Linked DNA regions of Homo sapiens: region 1 is linked to region 2. Evidence: chromatin loops called from intact Hi-C (ENCODE). Cell type or tissue: mammary epithelial cell. All regions are shown on one strand. Links, peaks and the distances in the headings refer to the core of each region. The heading gives the core; the rest is flanking DNA.

Region 1 (15,866 bases), core at 4,576-7,075, 120 kb after region 2:
TTCCCCTTCCTGTGTCCATGTGTTCTCATTGTTCAATTCCCACCTATGAGTGAGAATATGCAGTGTTTGGTTTTTTGTCCTTGCGATAGTTTACTGAGAATGATGATTTCCAGTTTCATCCATGTCCCTGCAAAGGACATGAACTCATCATTTTTTATGGCTGCATTGTATTCCATGGTGTTCCTTGATGAACATTGATGCAAAAATCCTCAATAAAATACTGGCAAACTGAATCCAGCAGCACACCAAAAAGCTTATCCACCATGGTCAAGTGGGCTTCATCCCTGGGATACAAGGCTGGTTCAATATATGCAAATCAATAAATGTAATCCAGCATATAAACAGAACCAAAGACAAAAACCACATGATTATCTCAGTAGATGCAGAAAAGGCCTTTGACAAAATTCAACGCTTTATGCTAAAAACTCTCAATAAATTAGGTATTGATGGGACGTATCTCAAAATAATAAGAGCTATCTATGACAAACCCACAGCCAATATCATACTGAATGGGCAAAAACTGGAAGCATTCCCTTTGAAAACTGGCACAAGACAGGGATGCCCTCTCTCACCACTCCTATTCAACATAGTGTTGGAAGTTCTGGCCAGGGCAATTAGGCAGGAGAAGGAAATAAAGGGTATTCAATTAGGAAAAGAGGAAGTCAAATTGTCCCTGTTTGCAGATGACATGATTGTATATCTAGAAAACCCCATTGTCTCAGCCCAAAATCTCCTTAAGCTGATAAGCATCTTCAGGAAATTCTTTAAGACTGTTGAAAATTGTCCCCAATCTCTTCTGGCTTGTAAAGTTTCTGCTGAGAAATCTGTTGTTTTTCTGATGGGCTTTCCTTTTTAGGTGACCTGGCCTTTTTCTCTGGCTGCCCCACACATTTTTTTTCCTTCATTTTGACTTTGGAGAATCTGACAATTATGTGTCTTGGAGTTGATCTTCTCATGGAGTATCTTACTGGGGTTCTCTGGATTTCTTGAATTTGAATGTTGGCCTGTCTTGCTAGGTTGGGGAAGTTCTCCTGGATGATATCCTGAAGTGTATTTTCCAACTTGATTCTGTTCTCCTCATCTTTTTCAGGTACCTCTGTCAGTCTTAGGTTCAGTCTTGTAACATAATCCCATAGTTCTTGAAGGTTTTGTTTGTTCCTTTTCATTCCTTTTTCTCTAATCTTGTCTGCCTGTCTTATTTCAGCAAGATTGTCTTCAAGCTCTGATATCCTTTCTTCTGCTTGGTCTATTTGGCTATTGATACCTGTGTTTGCATTATGAAATTCTCATGTTGTGTTTTTCAGCTCCTTTAGATCATTTATTTTCCTCTCTACACTGATAATTCTGGTTAATAGCTCCTGTAATGTTTTATCATGGTTCTTAGCTTCTTTGTAGTGAGTTAGAACATAATCCTTTAGTTCAGCAAAGTTTGTTATTTCCCATCTTCTGAAGCCTACTTCTGTCAATTCATCCATCTCAGCCCAGTTCTGTGCCCTTGCTAGAGATGTGCTGTGACGTTTTAGAGGAGAGGAGGCACTCTGGCTTTTTGAGTTTTCAGCATTTTTGTGTTTTTGCATTGATTCTTCCTCACCTTCATGGGTTTATCTACCTTTGATCTTTGAGGCTGCTGACTTTTGGATGGGGTTTTTGTGGTTTCTTTTTTGTGGATATTGTTGCTTTCTGTTTTTCTTTTAGTAGTCAGGTCCCTCTTCTGTAGGGCTGCTGTGGTTTGCTTGGGGTCCACTCCAGCCCTTATTCACCCTGGTCTCTCGTTCCTGAAGATATCACCAGTGGAGGCTGCAGACCAGCAAAGATGGCAGCCTGCCCCTTCCTCTGGGAGCTCTGTCCCAGAGGGGTACTGGCCTGATGCCAGCCGGAATGCTCCTGTATGAGGTGTCTGGAGACTCCTGTTGGGAGGTCTCAGTCAGGGGGAGCAGGGTCAGAGACCTGCTTAAATAAGTAGTCTGTCTGCCCCTTGGGAGGGCAGGTGTGCTGTGCTGGGGGGAGTCCCCCTTGTCTGGGCTGCCCTGACTCTCCAGAGGAGCAGGCAGAAAAGACTAAGATCACTGATCCAGGATACTGCAGCCACCCCTCCTCCTAGGATTTCCTCTGGTGGTTATCAGTGTTCTGTCCATAAACTCCTGGCTGGAGATGATGGTGAGATTCCCACAGGGAGGCCCCGCCCACCGAGGAGGACTGGATCCGGGTCCTGCCCCATCTAAGGGAAAGTGGCGACTGGAGCCGCAGTGATGGTGGCCGCCTATTCCCTGGGGAACTCCGTCTTCTTAGGCAGTTTGTAGTCCACTGTGCTGACAGACAGTGATGCCAAGCCAGTGGGTTTTAGCTTGTGGAGTTCCATAGGAGCGATGCTACCTGTCTCCCTGGCTTCAGCCCCCTCCCCACGAGAGTGGATGGATCTCTTGCCTCATGGGAGTTCCCAGAGCTGGAGTATGTAAATACTCCTGTGTCAGTGCCTGCTCAAAATGGCCACCCACAGGAACAGCCCACCGGAGCAGCTGCCATGATTCTTCACAGCCTTGTGCTTTGGACCCAAGGCTCTGGTAGTGTAGGCTCAGGAGGGGCCTCCTAATCCACAGGTTGCAAGGATCCCTGGGAAAGCCCTGGTTTTCAGGGAGGGGAAGCACAATCCCTCACCGTCTCCCTTGGCTGGGGGAGGGAGTTGCCTTTGCTGCATGCAGCCCCCAGGTGGGGTCTTGCTCTACTCTGTTTTTGCTTGCTCTCTGTGGGTCACGCCAACCACCTAGTCAGTTCCTATAAAAAGAACTTTGGTACTTCAATTGAAGATGCAGAGTTCACTCAGTTTTGTCCTTCTTTGTGGGAGCTGCAGAGTGGAGCTGCCTCTATTCAGCCATCTTAGTTCCACCCCAAGAAGACATTTCAAGTCTACCAACTTACCAAATGTTTTAACTTAATATTATTAGTAAAGGGACAATTAATATCATTTGCCTTATTTTAGAAATGACTGAGACTACCTCATCATCTATGTAACATTTCCTCCGAATGTATTTATTCTAAATCTAGTCATGAGGAAACCATATAAATTCAAAATGTGGGATATTCTGATAAACAACTGGCCTGGACTCTTTGAAGCAAGAGAGATTGATCCATGTGAAAAGTGTATGGTTGTCTATTGAACTATTCTTGAAACTTTGCTCCTAGTGAGGGAACATAACACAGAATAAATTGTCAAAAGAAAACGCATCAATGGGCTCTGAGTAGAATGCCTAAAGTACAGTCATGTAAATCATATGCATGTTTCAGGTATGCTTAAACCCACATCACCCCCATTTTTAGGAGTTCTTACTTTCTGATTTTCACTTGGGTTTCACATAGGAAATGTGTTGGACTGCTAAGCGAGAGTCTCTAATATAAGTAATAAAAATAGCCATGAAGAAAAATACAAGCATATATAAAATAACTGTATCATTAGTTGCATAGCAAAACAAGATTGTGAAGTGTCCTTTATAATCTTGTATTATTACAAAATATAAATTGTAAAGAATATTCTCCTTGTTGTGGCCATCCAGCATCTTATGCACAACATTGCTATTAATGGAGAAATTCCCACCTTGTATATTCCTTTTGTCCAAGAAGAGCCAGACTCTCTCCCCTAGATTACCTTCTAGGTGCATCACAAGGGATGTAGTAAATTGAGTTCTGCCAATCAGATACATTCATGAAAGTCTTTTGTAATTGATTCATGTGAAAAGAGAGTATGCAGAGTCTGTCTTTCAGTAAGCAAGGCAGAAGAGGTACCAGCCTTTTGATGCAAAGAATGAAAAACTTTGTGTCTTGTAGTCACCAGCATCTTCACTGCAATCTGGAAGGTCTGGGCTGCAGCAGGCCTTGATGTGTGGCTTGGGTACCATTCCTAGTTGTATAGCCCCTACTTTGGTTCTCTGGCTCTCTAAGAAAACTGGTGAGCATCCTAATTTCCTTTGGCAAAGTTCTTTTCTGTTTAAACTAACTAGAGTAAATTTTGGTTTTGCTAATGAGAACCCTGTCAGGTATGACACTAACTGACTTCTTGATTTACCATTATCCATGGAATCTTAGGATAGTCTGTTAGAAAAGTACTACTCCATTGGACACCCTTCTACCATTTTTACATCTGCATATTCAGTTTTACACCCAAATAATTATATGTTATGAGCAGTGATGACAGAATGTGTTATTAAACATAAAAACATGAGAACTATTATAATGTTTACAAGGTCATAACTTCATTTTTAAAGATGGGCCAACCTGGTGGTTTTTGGATTATGAAAACACTTCCAAATACCTTTCAGTGATCTTTTAGTTTGTCAAAATCTCCATCACATCTGGTGACTTTGAGATATTTAATCCATATGTTTCTAATTTACATTGAGTCAACTCATTCCAGTAAATCTCCAGGATGATAAAAGAGTGCTCAAGAAGGTAAAGAATCTGTTAATGAATTTTTTTGCTGGTCGTATATTCTTGAGCACTTCCAGTCTGGGAGAGTTGGAAATAAGTTCAGAACTTGGCTCAATTATTTGTCTTTATCTCAATATGAATTTCATTTGAAACTGAATCATGGCACTATACCCTATGCTACTTGTTTCCTTGGTAGTCTACCCATTCTTCATTTTGTGCGTAGCTGAAATACAATCTGGATGCCCTCATGAGTTGGATTCATTTTTCCTGGTTTAAAGTTTACATGACTGGAAAATGTCAGTGATTTAGGTCCACACTGATAGAGTACAAAATAATTTTTTTCCACCCCATCAACTCCATTTGCTTTGGATTTAAGCTGAGGGACACAGTTATTGATGAGGCCATAGCAAAAAGAGTGTTAAGATTTTTGTAGTTCTTGGCTAAACACTCCAGCTCCCTGCTACCAACTATCACCAACCAATCTGTCCCAATTAAACTCCATTGAATTAAGCTTCTTAATCCAATAGGCAAATTCACAACTCACTGGCAGTATTTTATTTCTGTTGCATAAAATTCAGCGTCCACATTAGTGTATGTCTATCCCAGGAGGCTGTGTGCCCTCTCCCCAATAGTTTCTATTCTTGGAAGAGATGTTAGAATGACTGGGGATGAGATCATAACTTGGGGCACAAGTTAACCTTAAAATTTTTTTAGGAACTTTATTCATTATCAACAAAAATGTATTGAACCCTAGATGTATTGAACCCTAGCGTGCTGAGGGGACTGGGCTAGCTACTGTAGAGGATGTCATATACCATTCTCCCCTTCTTCAGTATGCTCCAACCATATTTACAGTCTTTCAGTTCCATATCTCTGCAAGGTATTTCTTGCCTCAAATCCACATACACGCTGTTCACTCTGCCTGTGTGCACGTCCCCTCCTTGTTTATTCCCACAAATAGACATTTGTTATTCCCAGCTGACTCTTCCTTATCCTTAAGGCCTCAGATTAAATGTACCTTCTTCAGAGAGGTGGTCTCTCATCACCAAATATAAGTTCTTCTTCCTGGCACCCACTGCCTTTATTGTACATCATAATCTGTGATTATTCATTTAATTGTTTTCTTGTTTAATTTCTCTCTCCCACAAAACTATAAGCTTCACAAGGGCAAGGACCAAGTCTGTTCTGTTAACCACTGTGCAACCAGGGTTTCTAGTGCAGGGTCTGGCATGTGGCTGACACTCCACATAAACCCATTGAGAGGTAGTTTCCTGTTCTCATTTTAATCTGATGGAAAATGTGTTTAATTAAACATGTAAATAGGTTAGTAGACAGTATGTTTATGTCCAAGAGACGAATTCAATAAATAAATACACAGCTATCATTCCCTAACAGTAGTTTCTTCTGCAAATTAGTCTAAACAGAGATTTCCTGGCATTCTCTTCAGACATTGCTGTGAACTTGGGCCAAATAATAAAGGTCATAAAACTTTCTCCCACTCAATTCATTTGTGCTTATATTATGTTCGCTCCAAAGCTGGAGGAACGGAAGTGGCTTTTCATCATTGGGAAATGAAAAAATGCAATGAGTAACCCATTGTTTTGATACCATTTTATATTAATCATCTGAATGCTTCATTTCTCTCATCCTTGCTGTTAACTATTCTTACCAGAAGTTAATAAGCTTCCAACATTTCTGTACATGAGCTAAGAGAGAAGAAAAAAAAAAGACTAGGCATGATTTCAAATTATTCCAGTCATCTGTCCTGTTTGGGTGACCTGCATTCCTTCAGTCTACCAGTAAAATGCTAGGCATGCCTGACTGAGTGAAAATGGAAGACAAGCCTTCAAATTCCATGTTACTGAAGTGTTGAAACCAGTTTTAATGAAACATGGGAAAACAATAGCCAACAAGGGGAAGTCTGGAATTTCATAGAATTAGAGACTTGAATTTCATAGAATTAGAGACTTCATGTCTTCCCTGTTGATTCCTTGAAGTCATCTCCTAATGAAGGAACCCTTTCTCCAATGACCTTTAATTAGTATTGTTTCTGTCCCAACCTTTCTGCTCTGCTGCCTTCCATATGATGGGAATTGGGAAAGTTGAGCAGCCACCTGGGGTGCTATGAAAGATCAAGCACATTGGAGGCCCTTCAGATATCCATAGCACAGTAGACATTGGAAACACAATGAGGAAAGGGCACATAGATGTCCCATAACCCATTCACCAGAACACAGTATGGATAAGAGACAGGAGAAGGGACAGGGATATCTGTTTCTGTCTTCACTGTCAACAAAGCTTCAGAATTGGCCCTCCATCTAAATAGTCTTTCATTTTTCACACCATAGTCAACCTCTCTCATGACCTAAAATGTCCCTGCCCCATGCAATACAATCTATTTAGAGAACCCAATGCCCTAGTAGGTGCTGGGCCTTCTATTTCCCACTACAATCACAAAAAGAACAGCAGTGGCTTTTGCCCTTGGGAAGCTCGTTGTCTTGGAACTGGGGGTGAAAATGGGGATTGCTAAGGGGACCTGGAAATACGGCAATGTATTAAGTTCCATAATGAAAGTATATCAATATACTGTGATAATACAGAGGAGAAGAGATTCCACGTGGAGTTTTGGGAATAGTGGGAAACCTTCTAGAATGTAAGTTCCCCAAAGCCAGTCACGGGCCAACCTTGTAAGCCTTTTTTTTTTTTTTTTCTGGATATCAGTCTCAGGCCTGCTACATTAACTTCTTTCTGCACACCTGTTCATTTATTTGTGTATACATGTAGTCATATAATTAGAAGAATAGCCATTGAATTTGTATTATAGTTTCAATTTATGTTAAAGAATACTGGATCTTCCCTATAATATATAAAACAAATTTAATACCTATTTTTAGTGGTATGCTGGAGCTATTCTGTAACTGCATGTTAGAGCCAATTATTAAATCTCCAGGAATTTTGTGAGCTACTCACTTGCAATCACCTATAACAGGAATATTCACACCAAAGAAATTGGCAAGTTCTGCAGATCAGGACTTCCCCGTCTCCATGAAGAGCTGGTTATTAAACATTGAACAGCATACCTTTGCTGTTGAAAGGAAAGAGTGAGAAAGTAAAAAGAATAAACTTTCACACCTAATAAATAAAATCCCTATTCAGATTTATTTATTCATTCATTTAAATTTATTTAATAAATGTGAAATACAGAAGAAGTTCTGCAGCTAAATTCACTGACTATATGGAGCTTACAATCTAGTAGGAGAGCCAGATGATACACACAAACATAGTGGAGCAAAATATTCTCATCTTAGTCTGTCATTTCCTTCACTACCATAGAAGACTCAGAAGGAAGAGTAGTGTTTTTTCTTCTCCTACTCTGAGAAGCTTTATCTGCATTTGGGCTGTGCAATCTTTAATAAATACAGTGATGCAAGCTTTCCTGAAGCCGATCCCCCACCTCCAACAAATAAATGAATAGGCTTTTGTTTGGCAAGTAAAGGACAAATGACAGAGGCTGCTACTGAGAGTAGAGAGGGAGTACTGGCCTTCCCAGAGGAAAAAGTGCTGGTGTGTGTGTTTGATCTGGGAGAGCTGTGTACTTTAGGGGTTTAGGGGAGTGGATAGGAAGGGGGCCATCAGCTATAGCGTGACAGGATTGGTACCTTCTTCCTATTCCTATGGTGTACATATGAAATGCTTTGAGGGGTGACAGGGGTTCCAAAGGAATGGCACATGGAAGCCCGGAGGGCATCACCAGGAGGAGCAGTTTTCAGAGCACAACTAAAGATGCTCAGACAGCAAGAGGCAGTAACATTGACAGGGCTCTTACAGTGTTCTGGACACTGTTGTAATCCTTGTGCATGCTTTAACACTGTTAATCCACACAACAGCCCTGTGAGAGGGGTATTGTTTTATGCAAGAGGAAACTGAGGCACAGAGAAGCTGGGGAATTTTCCCACGCAGCTAGAAAGTGTCGATTTCATGCTTGGTTCATTTGGCCACAGAAGCTGTCCTCTTAACCAGTATATTATGTGACCTCATCAAATGAACATACCCACTCTAAATAGACCACAGGGTTTAGACAAAGACCATTTACATAGCAATCATCTTGTTTGGAGGGCTAAGAACTCTTTCTCTATTTTCAGAGCAGTACTTAAGCCCCTAAATTTCAAGGCAGCTCTGGAAACGAAGGGCCAAGCTGTGAACTGTGACTGAGATTGGATTTCTTGCTTCTCTGGCAAATGGGGGCCTTAAATCAAATAGAACAAGTTCTCTGCTTCTCTGCCATAAAGGAGGCCCCAGTCCAGAGGGCTCTGAGATAGGTAAATAAGCAAATCCAATCTCATCTAAAGGTGCTGCCAAAGGCGTCCCCTAGGGACCTCTCACTTGTCTGACACCACCTTTGAGAGAGGTTTCTGCTCTCTAAAAGTCTGTAGTTAGAAAGCAAAGGTTCCAGCTGCTGATGGAGTGCTCAGCCTCTCCAGCCCCACATCTATGACAACATTTGGCTCGCCAGCCAGCCCTGCCCTCCTGCTCAGTTCTTTCTGTTCCACGGACCTGGGAAGGACTTTTCTCGGTTGGTGAGCATGTCTTCATCAGAAAGTCTTCGCAACTCTGACAAGATAAAAGGCATGAACCAAAGAAGAACATGATAGGGAGAGCAATTCAAGTAACATGCAGAGAGGTCCCAGGCAGGCAGAAACACAGGGAAAGGGATGGGTATCCTCAGTGGTAAAACTGGCAGCCATGGCCAAGGTTCATGTCCTTTCCTCTCTTACTGTTTGATTATTAGAGTTTTGCTCTTTCTCAAATGACACTCATGGCTCAGGCCAGCCCACCAACACACTAGTGCTCAGTGAAGCTTCAAGGAAGGCTATTGGGTGCTGAGTTCTTTCATCAGTCTCTAGGCTTTCACTCTCAGTAGTAATTGACTTCTCAAGTTCTATCTGCCTTCAAAGACGAGAAAAAAAGCACTAACTCAGCCCGGTCCCTTTCCCATTTTTCATAAGACACTGAAAGAACCACCATAATTTTTTATATACATAGATTAGATTTACTTTAAAATGGGCATGACTTATCATGGTGAGTGTTTCACAAGTATGTTGGAAACGTATTTAAGGCAGGGAAACTTAAGCCTTTCCACAGTTACTTACATGCCCTGTGAAAAGACAAAGTGTAAATGCCTCAGCTGTCAGCTTAGCGTGATATAAATATATTTTGAGTTATTGTGAAATTGACCTCTCTCTCTGAAGGACGCTTGGGAGTTTTGCCCTTTGGAATCTCATTGGTCCCCCTGAGTTTCTTTTTTGTCTTGCTTACTGCCTGTGAGCCTGCTGTAGGCCTTCAGTAGAAAAGGATGCTTTTGAGTCTATGTGCTCATGCAGTATGTCATTTTGAAGAAAGTCAGCTGCAGTCATAACTGCATTCGCTAAATTGATAAATTCTTTGTGTGAGCTTTGTTCCTTTCCATACAATTCTTTCAGAGGCTCTCTCACCTGTCAGAGATTCTGGAGAGAAAGCTATGAATTCAAGAAATCTGTTTAAAAATATGTCCATTAAGAAAACTCCTCTTTGAAAGCTGAGTCTTCTAAAAACTCTTACTATCGCTTGCTAAAATTAGTTTAATGCAAATACATTGTATAATTGAGTTTAATAGTGAGACTAAGTAGAGAATATTTGCCTAAAATGGCCAAAAATGGCTAGGAGAAGTTTATTCCTATATTACCTATTCTTTGCCTCCTTTTTTGCTTTTTTTCCTCATCTTTTGGCCAAATAAATAAAGTACTGGAGAACCATCCATTCAAGTCCGCTTTGCCAGAATATTTTTCTGGAATTTTCCCTTCCATTCCACAATCCTACTAAGAAAAATTTCATATTAGTGAGCAAATATTTCCCTCCTAAACTGAAATTCTGTTATTTTAGTTCCCACTTGCCAAAGGCAGCGTGATTTGAACATTCCTCTTCACTTAATATCAATCCCCATCAGATAATCATTAAATGAACAGAGGCTGCAGGTTAGAAGGAATGCTAACAATGCAGATAAAGTCCTCATAACTGGCAGCTATGAATTAATTCAGCCAGATCACAGCCCAAGAGGGAGACTGTCAAAAGGAGCAGAGGGGGCTGGGAGAGTTGGCTTTAGTGCCTATAACTTACAGCACCTTCCCCTAGGCCAAGCAGCCTGGCATTTCATATCTAAAGTCATCACAGGAATGAGATGAATTCCATTGTCCTATCTGGCGACTGCTCACCATGGCAAGTCAACCCTCTGTGACTGTTAGAAAGGGAAACAGTCATGTATTTTCACCCACAGGAATGAATTAAAGTGACTGACTGTGAGGGAGCAACTGACCCAACTAGGGGACATTAGGCAAAAGGTCAGTTGACCTCTGGAGCCATTCCATTTCTGGTTTAAGGCCTTGAGAGAATACATGAACAGAGCCTTGGGGAACCAGAGTTCTAATCTTACCCCCTGCTCCTCCTTTCATCTCTCTGAATAGCCTGCTTGTTGATTGGAACTTACCTTCACCATCAGCAAGAACTGACTATTTTGAATTTCTGAGCTCCATGGCCAAGCTCCGCTCGCTTTGGGTTGCTTTGTGTCCTCAACTAACCATTTCAGGCAGGGAAATGTTAGTGTATTCCTGAGTTTCACCAGTAGATGGAAGCATTTTTGACCGTGTGACACTTTTGGCTTCCTAGTCCTAGGAAAAAAAACAATCTTGGATTTCTAGGAAGAGCTGCGAAGCTGAGGCACCAGACCCTTTGTCTGACACAGTGCCTTTTCTGTGTATAAAATACCTTTCCATATTTAAAAAGTGTGAATATTTTGAGAAGAATCAGAAAAGAAGAAATTAGGAAATGGTCAGAGTTTACTTTCAATAGCAACAACTACCTATGTCTCTTAAATCTCTCACACTATTAATTAAGCAATGTAAAATGAAGATCATGATTTATAACAACTTCTAGTTTAGAACAGATATAGTTCTATAGTTCTCCTTAAAGCCCAAAGTATCTTATAAACAAAACACTCCATCCTTAACCAAAGGCCAATGGGAGGAAATAGTTTGACATATGTACTCTGCTCAGCTGGCTGCTGGATTCTAGAGCAAATAATCTTATCATTGAGACCTTATTATAAAATTTCCTTGACCTATGTGTCCTAAGGTTGGTAGGTTTTATTTAGAAACCATAGAATATACTTAACAGAAATGTCAAGGAGATTGTAGGTTATTGCTAATCATTGGCAGTAATTTAAATATAGAGCAATTATGTGTCTTGACATAGTTGATAACTAGATTTTGAAACTGAAATATATTCACTTTCTCACTCTGTACCTCCTAAAGCTGAAACCCAAGGCATGTTCAAATAAAGCTTTGAATAACTTTTCTGCCACTGAAAGAAATTACATCTATAGCCTACGGTTTGAATCATATCAGAAGGAAGACTTGCAGCCCTTGGTGGTATTATATGTCTTATACTAGGGCATTCTTCAGCAAAAGCTCCAGTATTCTGTGATAGCTAGGGGTATCCCAGGGGCACTTTAGGGTATCTGCATATGGATCAACCTAGAAACTTTGCTGATATACTCTTCTAAATATGTTCTCTTCAGAGTAGAGGGGCTAGATAGATAGGTCATCTACATATATATAGTTTCTATATTAACATATAGATATGTGTGTATATATATATGTGTGTATGTGTGTTCATAAAAACACCGAGAATGAAAGGCCACATAACCACACAAGAGAGAATGCATCAAGCCAATGTGGATTTACTCATTTAATTCTGTAATCCTAGAGCTAGCCCTAGCTAGTGCTGACCTTGAAATAGAGAGTATTATGACAAATAAGAGAAGGTACAGTATAGTATTTCCATCCCACCACTTATTTTCTTCTCCAGATACTACTGACATAAGTCCTTTATTTCAGAGACAAGTTTCTTAAAGGAGTTGTCCGTCTCTATTTCTATTTCCTCACTTCCTACTCTTTCTTCAACCTACAGAAATCTAATATTTCCCCTTAACACCCTGACATTTCTTACACAAAGGTGATCAGTGACTTAGACATCCTTAATCTAATGGAAACTGCATTGATTATTTTGACTGCCTAGCAGCATTGAACATTATTCCTTCTTTGTCAAAACAATCTATTCAATTGCTTCTATAGCACACTCTCCTCTGGCATGAGCTTCCTCCATGCCATTTCCCCAGAACTACACTGTTGGCCTTCTACTCTTCTCACTTTATAGTCTCTCCCCAGCCCATTTTGTCCACTTACTACCTATATACTGATTTTTAATCTATGCCTATACCTCAAACTCAGATATGTCTCCTATACATAGACAGGTACTTAAGAATACATACTACAGTGTTTTTCAAACTGCAGATCCCAACCCATTAGTGAATTTGAAAGCCATTTTGTGAGTAGAGATAAGCATTTAAAAGTGAAATATGGTAGGGAATAGCATAGCATAGCATAGCATAGCATAGCATAGCATAGCATAGCATAGCATAGCATAGCATAGCATAGCATAGCATAGCATAGGAAATATCCAGTGACTCACATGTAGGTAGAATTATGAAACTTTTTTTTATTTGTGTGGAAGTATGGGATTGTGATGTTTTTTACTCTGGATCATGGTCAAAAACATTGAAAAGACACTGGTCCACAACTTCAAGATACTATAAATTAGGTAGCTCATAAACAACAGGATTTTTGTTCTCCCAATTTTGGAGGCTAGAAAGTCTAAGATAAAGGCACTGGCAGATTTGTTGTCTAGAGAGGGCTTGATCTCTGGTTCATAGATGGTGCCTTTGAGCTGTGTCCTCACATGACGGAAGGGTCAAACAAGCTTCCTTAGGCCTCTTTTATAGGGCAGTAATCCTATTGATGAGGGCTCTGCCATCATGATCTGATAACTCTCCAAAGACCCTACCTTTTAATACCATCACCTTGAGTGATAAGATTTTACTATATGAACTTCAGGGGAAACATTCTGACCACAGCACAGGGTAACATAAAAGTTGAGCTGAATTCACAGACGGTACACCTTACCAGACTGCTGAGGGATTTGGACAACACAATGTTTTAAGACAGCAACCAATCTATCCGTAGATTTCACCGTCTGAGAAATGCCAAATAAAGTATTGACCATTTGGACTATTCGGCTGACCTAGAATGGTTTTTCTTAAGTTCAGAGAAACCAGTTACCTAAATTCTGATCTTATGTAGCAGCCATGAGAGTTTCTACAGAAAAGATTTCCAAGGATTTGAGAAAATGATAATGATGCTATGAACCATTATTTTGGTAGCGCCTTGAAATTCATCTTTACTTCTCCTCAAGGGCTACTTTTCCGGGCTAAGGCTTACATAAATAAAGCAACATTTATCCGTGCATATACAATACACACCACCCTACTTTCTAATGTAAGATTTTACAGGCAGTTAATGGACTGAGACTTGATTTTATTTCTAGTAAGTGTATGAGTATGAGTGAAAATCCTGACTCAGACTCCAAACTAAGCTGATCTATTCAGTTTTTGCTGCTCCTCCCCAACAATAGAGCCAGATTCTAATTTATGCAATAGTAAGCATGTTCTTATTAGGAGGAAAATGAAGAAAGTCTTGCTAACAATTATCAGCAGTAATATCTAATTGAATCCATATATGGATTCATTTTCTGATCCAACCAGAGGAGTTACAAGTTTGCCTATGAGGCAATGAAACATTTTAGTTATTCCTGAGAATACCAGGGTCTAACCAGCTAAACTCAGTGAAAGCAAATCAGGCTTTTCGTTTGTGGTTGCCTACCATAAATTTTGATTCAGCCTTGAAGGGTTAGTGTTATTTCTGAAGTTACGTTGACCTTACTTACCTAAACCACAAAGTAAATAAAAGGATGTCTAATGAATACATAGTCTTTCAGAGGGTTTCTCGTTGAAGGCTGCAGTTCTCAATTTCTATTGATCATAATTTCTATACATTTATGGAATGGAGAAAGTCTGCAGCTCTTCTCTTGAGGTTATTCAAGGCAATTGATTCATATAGAAATACCCATCTTCTTTGCCATACAGCCAGCTCTTCCTGAGACACTTTTAGTGGAAGAGATGGGAGCTTAGCCATTACTAGGGTTGGAGACGCCACTCTTTTCTCTCTTGGTGTGACCCTTGTTCCAGGACCTTTTCTATCTGTAGGACAAACAGAAATGCTCTGTGAACAGTAAGTGAAGCTGGAGCTACAAAAGCATGAAGCCCTTGGAGGGAGGCATCGGGGGCTCAGGACATCTGCAGAAAAAGTTAAAAATGAGTCAATATGTGAAAAATTTGGATGTGTTCTAAAGCCTTCTGAAGACATCAAAAGCCAAACATCGTAAGAAAAGGAATAAACAAAATAAAAACTGCCATTTTTACAGCCTTCCCAGGATCACCACTGATTCTATTTAACCTGAAAATATTTAGCTGGGTTAATGTTATTCGTAATATAAAAACCAGAAAGACATATTTTAGCCAAAATAAATATAGAAGTAAAACAGAAACTTTGAGGAAAGAAACCTTTGATAACGAATATTTTAGAATTACTGTATGTCAAGTCATTTAACAATGTCTTTGCCTGGCAGTACGTCCAGGGATCCCCTGGACTGTCAGATGTGAGTCTCATCTGAGTATAGCTTGGTGTCTGCATCACAGCCTGAAGGCTTAGAGCAGGATACCTAATTTACCCAGAGCAATGGAAGTGCAATTATGTTAAAGAGTTATACACGTGTTGAGACAGATCCACTTTTTGAAACTAAAAGACTTCCAAAGATTTTGGAAAGGCATTTTCAGGTGCTAGAACTTTCAAAAATAATAGCATCGGTTGAACTTTTGATAACTCTCTCAAAACTTCCCAACGTGTCCCGCTTTTCTCCCCATGCCAAATAGTGTACAATTTAAGTTTATATTAAAAGACTCTCTAAAAGAATTACATTTAATAATCTAGAGCTGCACAGCCCAATATGGTAGCCATTGGCCATGTGTGGCTGTTTAAAGTAATTAAAATTAATAAAGTTAAAGATGATGTTCCCCAATCATACTGGCCACATTTAAAGTGCTCTGTGGCTGCATGTGCCTACTAGCTACCATATTGCACAGCACAGGTATAAAACATTTCCAACACTGCATAAAGTTTTGTTGGACAGCACTGATCTTAACTTTTCTTAGTGTATACTGCAGGTCACTAGCTTTAGGCTCCTAAAGGAGAAATGTACAGGGAGTTCTGAGTTAAGCATGTCTCTTCTCTTGTGTGTGTGTGTGTGTTGGTGCTTTTCTTATGCTAGTAAGAACTGTCAATCTTCAAGAGGAAGCTCTGGGATATAGGGGATTCCCAAATCAGTTTAGATATCAAACTCTTCTTTGTGGAGTAACTTCCAAGACAGTGTTCCACGGAACAAACTATAGAAAATGTGTGTCT
Region 2 (15,866 bases), core at 6,974-9,473:
TTAGTTATGGGAATTGAGCCCTGGTCCATGCTCCAGCTCTGCCATCTCCAAGGTAGTATCACAAAGCTAAATTGTGCCCCTGGACTTCTTCCTGGATGTAATCTAGGACTTGCCCTGGGGATGAAGGCAGAGTTATCCTTATTCCCACTTCTACTTCTGCCATTCCACTTTCTGTGATTACTTCGATGTTTCTCTCCCTACCTCTCCCCAGCTCATTTTATTCAGCTCATTTCCTTTTGACAAGTAACCATTCACTGACTAGCGAGTACCTGATTCAAGGAATACAAGATGACCTATAGTAACTTATACTCTGTTAAATCTAGATGATGTGACTGTAGAATGAAACTAAACATCAGGTACCTCTCAAGCACCATCTTCAGCAAATCTCAAGTTTCTTGACTGCCCACATGGATCTCTTTTTTAGACTTCATTATTTTTGTTCCTGTCTCTGCCACTCAATAGCTGTATGACATTGGTAAAGTTACCTAACTTCCCTTTGCCTCACTTTCTTCATCTTAAGATTATTATGAGGATTTAATGTAGTGTATGTAAGATCCTGTTACACAGTAAGTGTTCAATAAACATTATCTACTATTATGTTATCCTCTTTTTTTCACTGCCCATTAAGAAGACTTTTTTTTTTTTTTTTTTTTTTTTTTTTTGACGGAGTCTCGCACTGTCGCCCAGGCTGGAGTGCACTGGTGTGATCTCGGCTCACTGCAAGCTCCACCTCCCGGGTTCATGCCATTCTCCTACCTCAGCCTCCTGAGTAGCTGGGACTACAGGCACCCGCCACCACGCCCAGCTAATTTTTTTTTTTGTATTTTTAGTAGATACGGGGTTTCACCGTCTTAGCCAGGATAGTCTCGATCTCCTGACCTTGTGATCCACCTGCCTCGGCCTCCCAAAGTGCCGGGATTACAGGCGTGAGCCACCGCGCCCGGCCAAGAAGACACTGTTTTATATTAAATGTCTTTCTTAGTGCCTTTCGTTTTATTTACTACATGCACTTTATTATATATTGCTTTTTTCTTTATTGTTACGGATGTGGTATCTTAAAACAGCAGCCAGATTTCATCAGTTTGGGGGAAAAGGACCACATCTTTTATTCTCTCCATATCCTACACACTACCTAACAGTGCTAGACATACAAAGGGTGCTTCAAAAATACTTGTTAATTGAATAAAGTATGAGTAAAAAGAAAGACTCTCTCTGAGTTATAACTCCATTGAAATTTCCTCAGCAGAATGGCCCCCATACTTCATAGCTGCCTCTATGTCTTTACATAACAATCTCGGTTCTTTCTTTCTTAAATCATTTTCCTCCAACCTCTGAGCTTCTTTGCCCATTAGATGGGACCAGGATCAAGTAATATGCTGTACAACATTTGATACCATTTGGTGGCTTCCTGAGTAGTGGTCTGTTTAAAGCCATAAGCATACCTTCCTAATCTTGTAGAGCTTTCCTTTAATAGGCTAATCTTAATCAGACTATCTATGTAGCCACCCTTTATCTTTCCAACCATATATTCCCACATGCTACTGCCCCAGCTCACACACTTTGGGAGGCTCTAATCATAAGAATATACGTGTAAACTTCACACAGAACTTACCTGGGGCTGTAAAAGTGTTACAGGCAGATAGAGAATGGGCCTGAGAGTTTAAGAAATTTCACCAGAAACACAGAGCAAATAAGAGGTAGGCCTAGAACTCCCCCAGGTCCTGAAACTCTAAGTTTTCTTTCTCCCATGGTAGGCTGTTTCTTACGAAATTGAAAAACTGAGATTGTAGTAAGTAGGATGAAGTCGGGATGATGTGTATATAAAATGAAACTAAGCTCCAGGTACACATCTCTTACAAAGAGCCCCACCTGGAATACAATTTCTCTGCAAACTTTACCACCCTCGAAAAAAATTGTTTGGGAGCCTCATAAAGTACCTCCTCAGACAGTATGTTAGAAAGTATGATTTCTGAAATGGGAGTGAGAGGATGAAGTATTTGCCTTCTCTGGGGTCTGGACGCAAGAGAATTATTCCTGAGAGGGAGATTCTTTCCTCATTAGTGGCAGCATGATGTATATGGCTGACCCATTACCCGCTCTCATAGGGTATAGCTGGGCATCTCTGTTTTAGCAAAGAGAATAATTCCTTTGCCATGAATGTCCATGGCTGAAGCACACAGAAAGAAGAGTAGATCTGATCAAAGAGCACATCCATGTTCACGGGTAGAACCATGGGCCCAGAGTGGGATGCTATACTGTACACAGTGAATGTGCTTCCTGCCTCCCTGTCTCCATCTGCACAATTGCCTAGCTCTGTGCTGTTTCTATGACTGTGGAGTCAGGTTGTCACTGCCACCCTCACCCTACTAAATGTCAAGATGCCCCATGTGTGAGGCAAGCTGGTGGATAGACACTGCTACTGCACGCTGACCAAGCTGCTTTTCTGGGCTTTGGCTTCCTTGGCTTTTTCCTGCAGAACTTAAAGATGCTCCCTGGAAGTGCCCGGTATCTTTGAAGCAGACTGAGGTCCCTTGAAGGTGGAATAGACTTTTCTCTCTTCTGCCTCCTAGGCAGACTGTTCTCAGAAAGTCTCTCTGCTAGAGCTGTTTAAATTCAAGCAATCAGTGATGCTTGTTACCAAGCAGTGACCAGCTTGCATAAGGACATCCTCATTGTTGCTCCTCTTTCCTCTGTGCTACACTCTCCATTTCCCCCTGCTCCTTAATAACGGGATAGCACATGAGATTTTGCTTTAGGTTTTGTAGCTAGGAATGTCAGCTAAGATAAGCATAGAGGCAGGAGAAAAGTTGAGATTCTGAAATAAAACTATTCAACCTCATTCATTACAACCCAGTCTGGCTTCTACATCTACCACATCACCAATAATCTATTTTTGTAGTTGCTTTTTTTTTTCAATTTTATTTTAGCTTCAGGGGGTACATGTGCAGGTTTGTTACCTGGGTACAGTGCAGGATGCTGAGGTTCGGGGTACAAATGAACACAGTATGGAGCGTAGCAGCCAACAGTTCGTTTTTCAACATTTGCCCTCCCCCTTCCACCTCTAGTAGTCCCTTGTGTCTACTGTTGCCATCTTTCTGTCCTTGAGTACCCAGTGTTTAACTCCCACTTACAAGTGAGAACATGTGGTGATTGGTTTTCTGTTCCTGTGTTAATTTGCTTAGGATAATGGCTCCAGCTGCATCCATGTTGCTGCAAAGGGCATGATTTCATTATTTTTTATGGCTGCATATGCATAATATTCTATGGGGATGTATATCCCACATTTTCTTTATCCGGTCTAGCACTGATGGACACCTAGGTTAATTCCATGTCTTTGCTATGCTGAATAGTGCTGTGATGAACATGCAAGTGCATGTGTCTTATTGGCAGAACAATTTGTTTTTCGTGTGTGTATATATCCAGTAATGAGATTGCTAGGTTGAATGAGATTTCCGTTTTTAAGTTCTTTTAGAAATCTCCAAACTGCTTTCCACAGTGGCTGAACTAATTTACATTCCCACCAACAGTGTTCCCTTTCTCCACAGCATCACCAATATCTGTTGTTTTTTGACTTTTTGATAATAGCTATTCTGCCTGGTGTGAGATAGTATCTCATTGTGGTTTTGATTTGCATTGCTCTAACGATTAGTGATGTGGAGCATTTTTTTCACATGTTTGTTGGCAGGTTATATGTCTTCTTTTGAGAAATGTCTGTTAATGTTCTTTGCCCACTTTTTAGTGGGGTTGTTTTTCTCTTGTAAATTTGTTTAAGTTCCTTATAGATTCTGGATATTAGATCTTTGTCAGATGCGTAGTTTGTAAATATTTTCTCACATTCCATAGGTTGTCTGTTTACTCCGTTAATAGTTTCTTTTGCTATGCCGAAGCTCTTTAGTTTAATTAGGTCTCATTTGTCAATTTTTGTTTTTGTTGCAGTTGCATTTCCAGACTTAGCCATAAATTCTATTCCAGGGCAAGTTTCCAGAATGGTGTTTATTGGGCGTTCTTCTAGGATTCTTATAGTTTGATGTCTTATATTTAAATCTTTAATTCATCTTGACTTAATTTTTGTATATGATGAAAGGTAGGGATCCAGTTTCATTCTTCTGCACATGGCTAGCCAGCTATCTCAGCACCATTTATTGAATATGAACTCCTTTCCCCACTGCTTATTTTTGTCAACCTTGTCAAAGCTTAGATGGCTATAGGTGTGAGGCTTTATTTCTGGGTTCTCTATTCTGTTACATTGGTTTATGTGTCTGTTGTTGTATCAATACCGTGCTGTTTTGGTTACTCTAGCCTTATTCTATTGTTTAAGATTGCATAATGTATTTGCTTAGGATTGCTTTGGCTATTTGGGCTCTTTTTTGTTCTGTATGAATTTTAAAATAGTTTTTTCCAATTCCATGAAAAATGACATTGGTAGTTTGATAGGAATAGCATTGAATCTGTAGATTGCAGTATGGCAGTAGTGGCAGATTGCAGTAGTGGCTGTATGGCCACTATAACTATATTGATTCTTCAAATCGATGAGTATAGAATGTTTTTCCATTTGTTTGTATCATCTATCATTTCTTTTAGCAGTGTTTTGTAGTCCTCCTTGTAGACATCTTTCACCTCCATGATAAGATGTATTCCTAGGTATTTTGTTCTTGTTGCTGTTGTTGCTATTGTAACTGAAATTGCATTCTTAATTTGGCTCTCAGCTTGAATGTTATTGGTGTATAGAAATGTTACTGACTTTTGTATACTGATTTTGAATACCGAAACTTTACTGAAATTATTTATCTGTTCTAAGGACTTTTTGGCAGAGTATTTAGAGTTTTCTGGTTATAGAATAATATTGTCCGTGAAGAAAGATAGTTTGACTTCTCCTTTTCCTATGTGGACGTCTTTTATTTCTTTCTCTTGCCTGATTGCTCTGGCTAGGCTAGGACATTCAAGTACTATGCTGAATAGAAGTGGTGAGAGTGGGCATCCTTGTCTTATTCCAGTTCTCATAGAGAATGAGTCTAGCTTTTGCCTGTTCAGTATGATGTTGACTGTGTGTTTCTCATAGATGACTCTTATTATTTTGAGGTATGTTTCTTTGATACCTAGATTCTTGAGGGTTTTAACAAGAAGGATGTTGGATTTTATCAAAATATTTTTCTACATCTACTGAGATTATTATATAGTTTTCAAAAATTCTATTTATGTGGTTAATCACATTTATTGATTTTTCTATGTTGAACTAAACTTGTATCCCAGGAATAAAGCCTACTTGATCCTGGCGAATTAACTTTTTGATGTGCTGTGGGATTCAGTTTACTAGTGTTTTCTTCTGGATTTTTGTGTGTATGTTCATCAGGGATATTGGCCTGTAGTTTTCTTTTTTTGTTCTGTCTTTGCCAGGTTTTATTGTGAGGGCGATGCTGACTTCATAAAATGAGTCAGGGAAAAACCTCTCCTCCTGATTTTTTTGGAATCCTTTCAGCAGTGTTTGTACCAGCTCTTCTTTGTATGTCTGTTAGAATTTGGCTGTGAATTCACCGGATCTGGGCCTTTTATGGTTAGTAGCCTTTTTATTACTCATTTAATTTTGGAATTTGATATTGCCCTGTTCAGTGTTTCAGTTTCTTCCTGATTCAATCTTGGGAGATTTTTTCCAGGAATTTATCCATTTCCTCTACAGTTTCTAGTTTGTGTGCACAGAGGTGTTCAAAATAGTCTCTGAGGATCCTTTGTATTTCTGTAGGATCAGTTGTACTGTCATGCTTGTCATTTCTGATTGTGCTTATTTGGATCTTCTGTCTTTTTTGTTAATCTAGCTAACAGTCTGTTGATCATTTTTATCCTTGCAAAGAACAAATTTTTGGTTTTGTGGAATCTTTGTATAAATCTTTGGGTCTCAATTTCATTCAGTTCTGCTCAATTTTAGTTCTTTTCTTCTGCTAGCTTTGGAGTTAGTTTGTTCTTGTTTTTCTAGTTCCTCTTGGTGGGTGTTAGATCGTTAATTTTGAGATCTAACTTTTTGAAGTAGGCATTTTATGCTATAAACTTTCCCCTTAACACTGCCTTTGCTGCATCCCGTAGATTTTGATATGTTGTGTCTCTGTTTTCACTTATTCAAATATTTTTTGAAATTTCTGCCTTGAATTCTTTGTTTACCCCAGAGTCATTCAGGAGCAAGTTGTTTAATTTCCATGTAATTGTGTGGGCTTAAAAGATCTTCTTGGTATTGAATTCTATTTTTATTCCACTGTGGTTCAAAAGTATGTTTTCAAATTTTTTGAATTTATTGAGACTTTATGGCTGAGCATGTGGTCAATCCTGGAGTATATTCTGTGTGCAGATGAGAAGAATGTATATTCTGTAGTTGATAGGTGGAGTATTCCGTAGATGTCTATTGGGTTTAATTGATCAGGTGTCGAGTTTAAATGCAGAATTCCTTTGTTAGTTTTCTGCCTTGATGATCTGTCTAATGCTTTCAGTGGGGTGCTGAAGTTCCCCACTATTATTGTGTGACTGTCTAAGTCTTTTCACAGGTATAGAAGTACTTGTTTTATGAATCTCAATGCTCCAATGTTGGGTGCATATATATTTAGGATAGTTATGTCTTCTTGTTGATTTGAACCCTTTATCACTATGTAAGGTCCTTCTTTATCCTTTTTTTTAATGTTGTTGTTTTAAAGTCTCTTTTATCTAAGAATAGTGACCCCCTGCTCTCTTGTCTTTTCCATTTATATAGTAGATCTTTCTCCAACCCTTTACATTAAGCCTATAAGTGTTGTTGCATGTGAGATGGCTCTCTTGAAGACAGTAGATGGATAAGTTTTCTTTCTTTATCTAACTTGCCACTTTATGCCTTTTAAGTGGGGCATTTATACCATTTACATTCAAAGTTTATATTGATATGTGATGTTTTGATCCATCTTGAGGTTGTTAGCTGGTTACTTTGTAGTTTCTATTGCGCAGTTGCTTTATAGGGCCTGTGGGCTATGTGCTTACATATGTCTTTGAGGTAGCAGGTATTGCTCTTTTGTTTCCATGGTTGGAACTCCCTTAAGGATGTCTTGTAAGGCTGGTCTAATGGTAACAAATTCCTTTAATGCATGCTTGTCTGGAAAAGATTTTATTTCTTTTTTGCTTTTGAAGCTTGGTTTGGAGAGAGATGGAAATCTTGGCTAGAATTTGTTCTCTTTAAGAGTACTGAAAATAGGCCTTAAATCTCTCCTGGATTATAAGCTTTCTGCTGGGAAGTTTGCTGTTAGCCTGATGGGGTTCCCATTTTGTGTGATCCGCCCTTTTTCTCTTGCTGCCTTCAAGATTGTTTTCTTCAGTTTTGACCTTGGACAATCTGGTGACTATATACCTTGGTGATGTTCATTTTATATAGTATAAGTGTTCTCCGGATTTTTTGTATTTGAATTTCTACCTCTCTAGAAAGATTAGGGAAGTTTTCTTGAATTATTCCCTTGAATATGTTTTCAAAGTTGTTTACTTTTTCTGCTTCTCTCTTGAAAATGCCAATAATTCATAGGTTTTGTCACTTTACATAATCCTGTATTTCTCAAAGACTTGATCATTTTTTAAAATTCTTTTCTTTTTATCTTTGTCTGACTGGTTTAGTTCAAAAGACAGGTCTTCAAATTCCGAAATTCTTTCTTCTGCTTGGTCCAGTCTATTGATAAAGCTTTCAATTGTATTTTGAAATTCCTTAAGTGAGTTCTTCAATTGCAGACACTCTGACTGATTTCTTTTTAAGATGTTTATCTCTTCTTTCATTTCTTGGACTGCTTTATAAGTTTCCTTGTGTTTATTTTCAACCTTGTCTCGGATCTTGTTTAGCTTCCTTCTAATCTATGCTTTGAATTCTTATTCTGTCATTTCTGAGTTTTTGCTTTGATTGGGGACCATTGCAGGGGAGCTCGTGCAATCTTTTGGTCATGTCACTACATTCAGATTTCTCATTGTGCCAGAATTCTTGCACTCATTTCTTTTTATCTGGAGACTCTGGCATTTTTAATTTTTGTAATTATGTTCATGTGAGTGGGTATTTTTCTTTTTCTTTATTTCTTTCCATATAATGTTATTATTTTCTGTTTCCCTTTTCACCTCTCCCTAGGGGATATGATTATAGAGAATGCTGGATAGGGTCTTTTGGGTTGTTTCTATAGCCCTATGCATTTCTTTCAGCAGGTTTTATATTGGGCAGTGCAGTTTGACCCACAAGCCCATAGATGACATTTATTAGTAAGAGCTGGCTGCAGCCAATGTGGCTGGGTATGTACTTGATTATTCCTTACTGGCAGAAGTTCTCTGTTGCCTCAGGCAATGGGCTGATTCATGGAATACACAGTCATCTGAGCTCCCTGCTTAGCCACCAGAGTGCAGGGCCCACTAAGTGTAGGACCAGACCAGGCAGGGTTGCCTACAGATCCCTCAATGGCAGGCACAAGCACCAGCACTGAGGGAGAATCCAGTGGGCAGCCATGAAGCACCTAGAGATGTGCCTACACATGGAGCTGGGAAACCTCCTTGGCCCCAAGTTCTCTGCACCCCTGGGTGGGGAATGGCCTAAACTTCTAATCCAGGAGGGTGGGTGCTCCAGTTACCTGGAGATCTGCCTAAGCATGAAGCAGAGAGGGTCCCCCAACACCAAGATCTTTGCACAGGAGGAGTGGGGTGACTCAGACTGCTGAACCAGGAAAGCAGTTGCTCTGAGTGACAGGACATCTGCCTGAGCATGGAGTGGAGAGGGCCCCCCGCCTCCCCAGCCCATGCATCAGGATCTCTGCACAGGAATGGTAGGATAACTCAGACGGTTGAACCAAGTGAACAGTTCCTCTGAATGCCTGAAGATCTGCCTGGGTGGGAGGCAGAGAGGGCTCTTCTGCACCAAGCTATCTGCACAGGAGGGGTATGGTGACTCAGGCAAGCTGGTGCTCTGAATGCCTTGAAATCTGTTTGGGCATGCAGTAAAGAGAGACTCACCACACAAGGTCTCTGCACAAGAGAGGTAGGGCTATTCAGGTTGGTAGACTATACAAGTAGGTGCTCTGAATGCCTGGAGACCTGCCTAGACAAGTGTCAGAGAGGACCCCTGCACCCCATACTACAATCTATGTCCAGGAAGGGTTGGGTGGCTCAGGCTGCTGGACCAGGCAAATGGGTGCTCCAGATACCTGCATTTTTGCCTGCATGTGAAGCAGGGAGAGACCCACTGCACCATAATCTATTTTGAGGAAGGGTGGAGCAGCTCAAGCTGCTGAACTAGGAAAATGGGTGCTCCAAATGTCTGGAGATCTGCTTGGTCATGGAGCAGAGATAGCCTTGCTACACCACAATCTATGTACTTAAATGGTGGGGTGACTCAGGCTGTTGAAGCAGGTGAATGAGTACTCTGAATGCCTGCAGATCTGCTAGGTGTGGAGCAGAGAGAACCTGACTGCGCCACAATCTATGTCCAGGAAAGGTGGGGTAGCTCAGGCTGCTGGTCCAGGCAAGCAGGTGCTCTGAATACCTGCTATTTTCTCTGGGGATGGAGAAGAGAGGACACCACTTTGTACCCCAATCTCAGGAAAGCAGGGTACGTACACCAGCAGTGGCACATGCAGATCAGTTCCTGCTTGCCAAGCTGGACTTTGCTGCAAGTGTTGCCACCCAGGAGAAACTGCAGCTGTAGTATCTCTACTCCTGCCCCAGGCTTGGGATGGGGGATAGCATATTTCCAGGGTCTACTTCCGAGGCATTTCCCACAGTTGTAGCTGTGGATGTCCCATACCCTGCTCCAGAGCAGGTGCTTCAATTTCTGGCCTGAAACTACAATGCTTGCATAGCCAGACTGCCAGGACACCAAGGAATGGCTGACTTTGTATGCACCTGGATTAAAAATGGCATCCTGCTTTGAATCTTGGGTCTTGAAAAATATCTGCAGCTTTTCCTGGTGTCTTTTCCTCACAAAGTCTTCAAGCCTCTCCCAAGTTAGCTGCAGGGCTTGGTAGGAGACAGTGGAAAGGTGAGCCTGAGTTGTTCCTATTCCTGATTGGAAGGTGATTCACAGAGGGAGGCTCTCTGCCTCTCTTGTGTACTGGGGTTTCACTTACTTTTATCAGCTGACGCTGTCATGTGGGCTGTTTGCTGGCATTCTCCTTTCCAGGACCTGCGGTGTCCTTCCCAATTCCAGTGGACTCCCATTTTCCTTCTTGAATTAAAGCTCACAGAGTTTATCTTTTTGTACTATCTTGCTATTTCCAAGTGGCTGAGTCACGCTGAAAGCCTCTAATATGCCATCTTGGGGGAAAAAAACCCTTACTGTCACAAAATCTTCATCTTCTTTGATGTTTGAACAAATGACATGAGCTGTCTAACATAAACAGGGACCTCTTGATCCTTTTAAAGCCATCCTACCCACTGGCTTCTAAGACACCAAATCCTCTGCTTTCTTCCTTTCCCTCTGACCCTTCCTTCTCAGGCTTCTTCTCTGTCTCTTTCACCTCTGTTCTCTAAATGTCAGAGTAGCCTGGGGCTTAATCCTTCTACATGCTCTTCCTATGTGAATTCATCCACCAGTGTGGCTTTAAATAAATAACTTCTCCATGTTGATACTCCTGAATCTTTTCCTTTACTTTTTTCTTTGTGTTATAACCTCCTTGCCATCCCCACTTGCATATCCTAAAACAAATACATCTAAAACAGAGCACTTATTCTTCCCCAAACTGCTCACTTGATGTTCTTTCCCCATTTCAATAAGTCGTACCTTTATTGACCCAGTTGCTCTTGAAGAAGCCCAGTAGTCATCATTTTGACCCCTCACACAAGCCATTAATAGATCATATCATTTCTGCTCTGAAATAGATTTTTGAATCTGCCATTTTCACTGCCACTATCTCAGTCCAAGCCACCATCATGTCTCATGTAGATTTCTGCAATAACCAGCTAACTGGAGACCTTGTATCTATTTGCCCTGTGTCCAGTAATTTCTCCATTCAACCATCAGAGAGATTCTTAAAAATATATATATCAAACTGTGATGCATTCCAGTAAAACCCTTCAGTGGTTTACCATTGCATTTAGAATAGAAATTTAGAATCCTTAACATGGCCTACATGACCTGCATGATCTGACCCTCACTCATTTCTCCAACTTCATACTGTTCTAACATTTTCTTTCACTGCACTAGCCTTAAGGACTTGCTGTCTGTTTCTCAAACATCTAAGCTATTTTTGATTCAGGGCCTTCAGATGTATTGTTCCCTGCTACCTGGAATAGCCTTCCTTTAGACTTTCCCTATGGAAGTACTAATTATCCTACAAGTTTCAGCTGAAATGTCATTTCCCCAGAGAAATATTCCTTAACTCTTGTGTTAGTCCATTTTCACACGCTATAAAGAACTTCTCTGAGACTGGGTAATTTGTGAAGGAAAGAGGTTTAATTGACTCACAGTTCCACATGGCTGGGGAAGCTTCAGGAAACATACAATCATGGCAGAAGGCGAAGGGGAAGCCGACACCTTCTTTACAAGGCAGCAGGATGGAGATGAGAAACTGCCACTTATAAAACCATCAAATCTCGTTAGAACTCACTCACTGTCACGAAAACAGCATGGGGGAAACTGCTCTCATAATCTAATCACCTCCCACCAGGTCCCTCCCCCAATACATGGGGGCTACAATTCTGATAACAATTTGAGATGAGATTGGGGTGGGGACACAGTCCAGCCAATTAACCCCTAAATAAATTAGATTGCTATTTGTGCATATTTTATGTATGTTTAATACCTACATATCTTCCTAACTACTAATTTTGAAACATTTTGAGAATAAGTACTGGAGGACTGTAGGTCACACTCCTCACTATATATTATATTTCACAGATAACATAGTACTTGGCACATAATGGGTAATGGTTTGGCTCTGTGTCCCCACCCAAAACTTACCTCAAATTGTAATCCCCAGATGTTGAGGGAGGGACCTGGTGCAATGTCACTGGATCATGGAGGCAATTTCTCCCATGCTGTTCTTATGATAGTGAGAGAATTCTCATGAGATCAGATCGTTTAAAAGTGTTTGGCAGTTCCCCCGTCATGGGCTCTCTCTATCCTGCCACCTGGTAAGATGTGCCTTGCTTTCCCTACAACTTCTGCGTGATTGTAAGTTTCCTGATGCCTCCCCAGCCATGTGGAACTGTGAGTAAATTAAACCTCTTTTGTTGATACATATATATACATATTTTTTTTTTTTTGAGACAGAGTCTCACACTATCACCTGGGCTGGAGAGTGCAATGGCACAATCTTGGCTCACTTCAACCTCCACCTCCCAGGTTCATGCCATTCTCCTGCTTCAGCCTCCTGAGCAGCTGGGATTACAGGTGCATACCACCACACCCCGCTAATTTTTTGTATTTTTAGTAGAGACGGGATTTCACTATGTTGGCCAGACAGGTCTCAAACTCCTGACCTTGTGATCCGCCCGCACTGGCCTCCCAAAGAGCTGGGATTACAGGCATGGGCCACCAAGTTTGGCCGGGTAATATCTTTATAGCAGTGTGAGAATGGGCTGATAGAGTGGGCACTCAGTGCATCTAAATGGATTGATTGACTAAGATTTGGAAGCTGTAGGGCCTCTACAGAAGACTGACTGATTAAAATTACAGAAGACAATTATGAATTCCTCTATTCTTTTCTTCATTTTCAGTTCTAATATTGTCAGTTGCCAGGTGTTCTATCTTCACAGTCTGTTTGGACTATAACAGTAAATCTTATGAAATTCTTCAGACATAGAATCATAGGTAGATGGAGCCTTCTTGAGTACCTAGTCAAATTATTATCTGATATGTACATTTCATCTTCAAAATACTCAGCATGTAACTACCCTTTCTCTGCTTGAAAACTGTACCTGCAGGGACATGGAATGCTTTATTTTCTTTGACAGTTGATTGCATCTTTGGACATCTCTAATTGTTATAATGTTGTTTTTAAGTATTCATATCAAGTCAAAATTGATCTTCAGTTCACCTGGAACTTCTATCCATTGATTTAATCATGCTCTGCAGAGTCACAGCAAATAACTTTTTAGCTATAGTTGTCCTGACTCCATCAAAACTTCTGGTCTCCAAAAAATTAATTGCCAATTTCTTCAACTATTTCTGAAATATTAATTTTTGGATCAATCTCAGAATTCTATACTTGGTTTCCTTGTTACAAAACAGTTTTCCAAGGCACTAAAACTTGTGTGACTCAAAACTGACCACAATAGTGGAGCCTTATGACAGGAATAGAAAAAATCCTGCACCAAGTCACTTTTTTTCATGGTACCATTTATTTAATTGGTAGCATGTGTGGGCATGTGAAGTGGGCACAGTGAGCCTGGTGGGCAAAATTGCCTTCTGGATCTTTGGTTTGGATTCGGGATGGGATGTTGAATGTTTGTAGTCTGTAATTTAAGTTATTCCTACAAGGATATTATATGTTAATTTGACCCTTAAAAAGTAGTAATCACCTCAGTTCCATCTCAAGAGCTTATGGTCTTAGAAATCAGAGCAGGCAGCTGATATAAAGTGGAAAGAGATTAGGGCATGTGCTGTTTAAATGATCCATTGTAAGACAGTCTTGGTGGTAGGAAGAGCATTTTTTTTCTTTTGTGGTAAGAGGATAAGAAATGATGTGCTTTATGTGCTGAAGGAAGGGGAGGTATGAGTAATTCTTTCCTATGCTTGGGGATGGTGGTGGTGGACATGCAGACAATAGACACAGAATGCCTTGATCTTGAAATCACTGCTTGACATGGAATAGTTAGATACCAGCCAGTCAAGAAAATTCTCCATTTTACCAAATTTAGAGATTTGATCTTGAGCCCTAAGCCCAGGAGAAGATGTATATAAAGGTAGCAGACATGAAGGGACCTTCACTCTCAGCGTGAGGTGCTTCCTTGATGAGGAGGCAGCAGGTCTGGTTTTTATTTAACTGCCTCCTGCTATCATAGCATATTAGAAATAAAATTACATTGACATCCAATGTAGAGGAAACATACCTCCTCATCAATGAGACTTGTCAGTCTGAGGTTTTGCATTTGAACCAAGGTCTTTAGCAGTTACCACATAGGTTGCAACTGGCAGAAGAAGGTAGGGACCCTCTGACTAAATCTGATGGCATATGTAACCACAAATATGGAGAAGAGATGTATTAAAAATCTCCAACCTATAGTTTATTTTCTGACAATCTGATAAGAAACATCTCCTAAATTTTCCGGAATAAGTGAAAATTCCGTGATTCCCATGGTAGTCTTAGGATCATTGCCAATAGTGTAGAAGTGTGGCCTGGTTTGACAAAGTAATCATCTCTCTTCCCAATACTCCTAGTACTGAGATGGAGACCTCACTCTGGCCTTCAGTCATCTATTCCACCTTTTTTCTCTGTTAGAAAAATCTTCATGGAGTGGCAAAAGTTGTTTACCTGAAGCTCACAAGATGTATCCAGAAAATATCACCAGGGATCAGATCAAGCCTGACCCCCATTTTGTAAGTCAACCTGTCAACTACTTGAACATGTTCTTCGTGTTGCATAGGTAATGTAGTGGTGAGGTATTTGGATTTGGAGCCAGAAGAGTGCATGTAAACACGGGGAACACTCCCTACAACATAGTAAATACACAATAAGAATAAACTGTTATTTTTATTCATATTCCTAATTTCCTCAACTTTTCTTTACAATATGATATGCAACTTTGAGCATACAGACCTTACTTTTCTATATATTCAAAGTACAAATCTTGTCCTCATAGTGAAATTAGGTGTCAGTATTCTTAGAGATAGGGTGGACTGAGACACTCAATCATCACCTACCCAGAACTTCTGACAGTTATGCTAGGGCTATGGAGAGAATTCTGGAGATGAGTCTCAAGTCTCCAAACACTATAGATATGAGGCTTTTATTATCTGGCTCCCATTTGCAGCCTGCCATTGGTGACAGGTCTATTGTAATATGCCCAGACAATTGAAATCTTTAGTAAAGTTATTAAACTCATGAAAGGTTAGATAAGGTGGATTTTTGGTAAAAACCAGAGAAGAGTCTAATCTTCGTGCCTGAAATGATGCATACAAAGATGTTCATGCATGGAGCAGAAAGAAGCATGAGGAACGAGCCAATGCCTAGAGATCAGGGGAAGAGCTGTGGGCAGTTGCAGTTTGGTTCAAGTTAAATAAGATCTCCAAGGTGCAAGCATACCTCAACTAACATTCCTACCTTCAGTTCAGTTTATGCCCTGATTGAATGAACTTTGTCCTAGCTCTTCCTTATTCTCTCATATCAATGTAAGAACTGTGACATGTTCATCCACTATAGTAACTAAGGTCTACTCTTCACCTGCTTGTTCTGGGCCAGTCACTCTCAGGATTTCCTTCTCTTTCTTTTTTCTGTCTCTCTTAAGTACTTCTGCGCTTTACCTCTCTTTCCCAAAGAGAATTACATCTGAGGAATTTGCAGTGAAAAATTACTTCATGAAAAATGAATGTAAGTCTCTTATGGCAGTTCTACAGAATGCTGAGTTAAACAGAAAAGACTTCGGAGTTCGCTTCACTGAAGGGCTTCCCTGTGCCATTCAGTCTATTTTGTTCAAACATTCTCAAAGACCAGGAGCTCATGACTTTGGCTGGTTCCGTCATTCTACCACTGGGCAACTCTGGTTGCTGAAAAGATGTTTCTTAACATCAGCAGAAATCAGCTTCCCTGTATTTCTTATTGTTGGGACTAATTCATCTACTTGGAGCTACACAGAAATACCCTGTTTCTACTCCCACATAACAGAAAATATGTAAAGATAGTTTTAACATAGCATGCCCCACTTCCTGTCAACTCTTCTGCTCCCTTTCCACCTCCTGCCCCTGC

Evidence for each region. Hi-C counts contacts between places; a loop is a spot of excess contacts. Peaks named below come from ENCODE experiments on the same cell type or tissue, not always from the same donor. Only the 100,000 strongest peaks of a DNase experiment are listed, where the experiment ranks them.
Region 1: a loop joins it to region 2, with 4 times the contacts of the local background. A loop is called at or near these places in 4 of 110 quality-filtered maps.

Annotation. Positions count from the first base shown.
Region 1 is chr15:38,986,539-39,002,404 of GRCh38, reverse strand. The region is part of intron 2 of LOC105370777 (a long non-coding RNA gene); the gene reads left to right. Among named protein-coding and RNA genes, the nearest start is that of LINC02915, 260 kb to the left of the region's middle. In mammary epithelial cell, for the core only: no CTCF peak of the experiment used is centred there; a DNase peak (open chromatin) is centred at 6,064; H3K27ac peaks cover 1,612 bases.
Region 2 is chr15:39,108,335-39,124,200 of GRCh38, reverse strand. The region is part of intron 1 of LOC105370777 (a long non-coding RNA gene); the gene reads left to right. Among named protein-coding and RNA genes, the nearest start is that of LINC02915, 130 kb to the left of the region's middle. In mammary epithelial cell, for the core only: a CTCF peak has its summit at 8,373 (motif pointing right); DNase peaks (open chromatin) are centred at 8,320, 8,950 and 9,260; H3K27ac peaks cover 272 bases.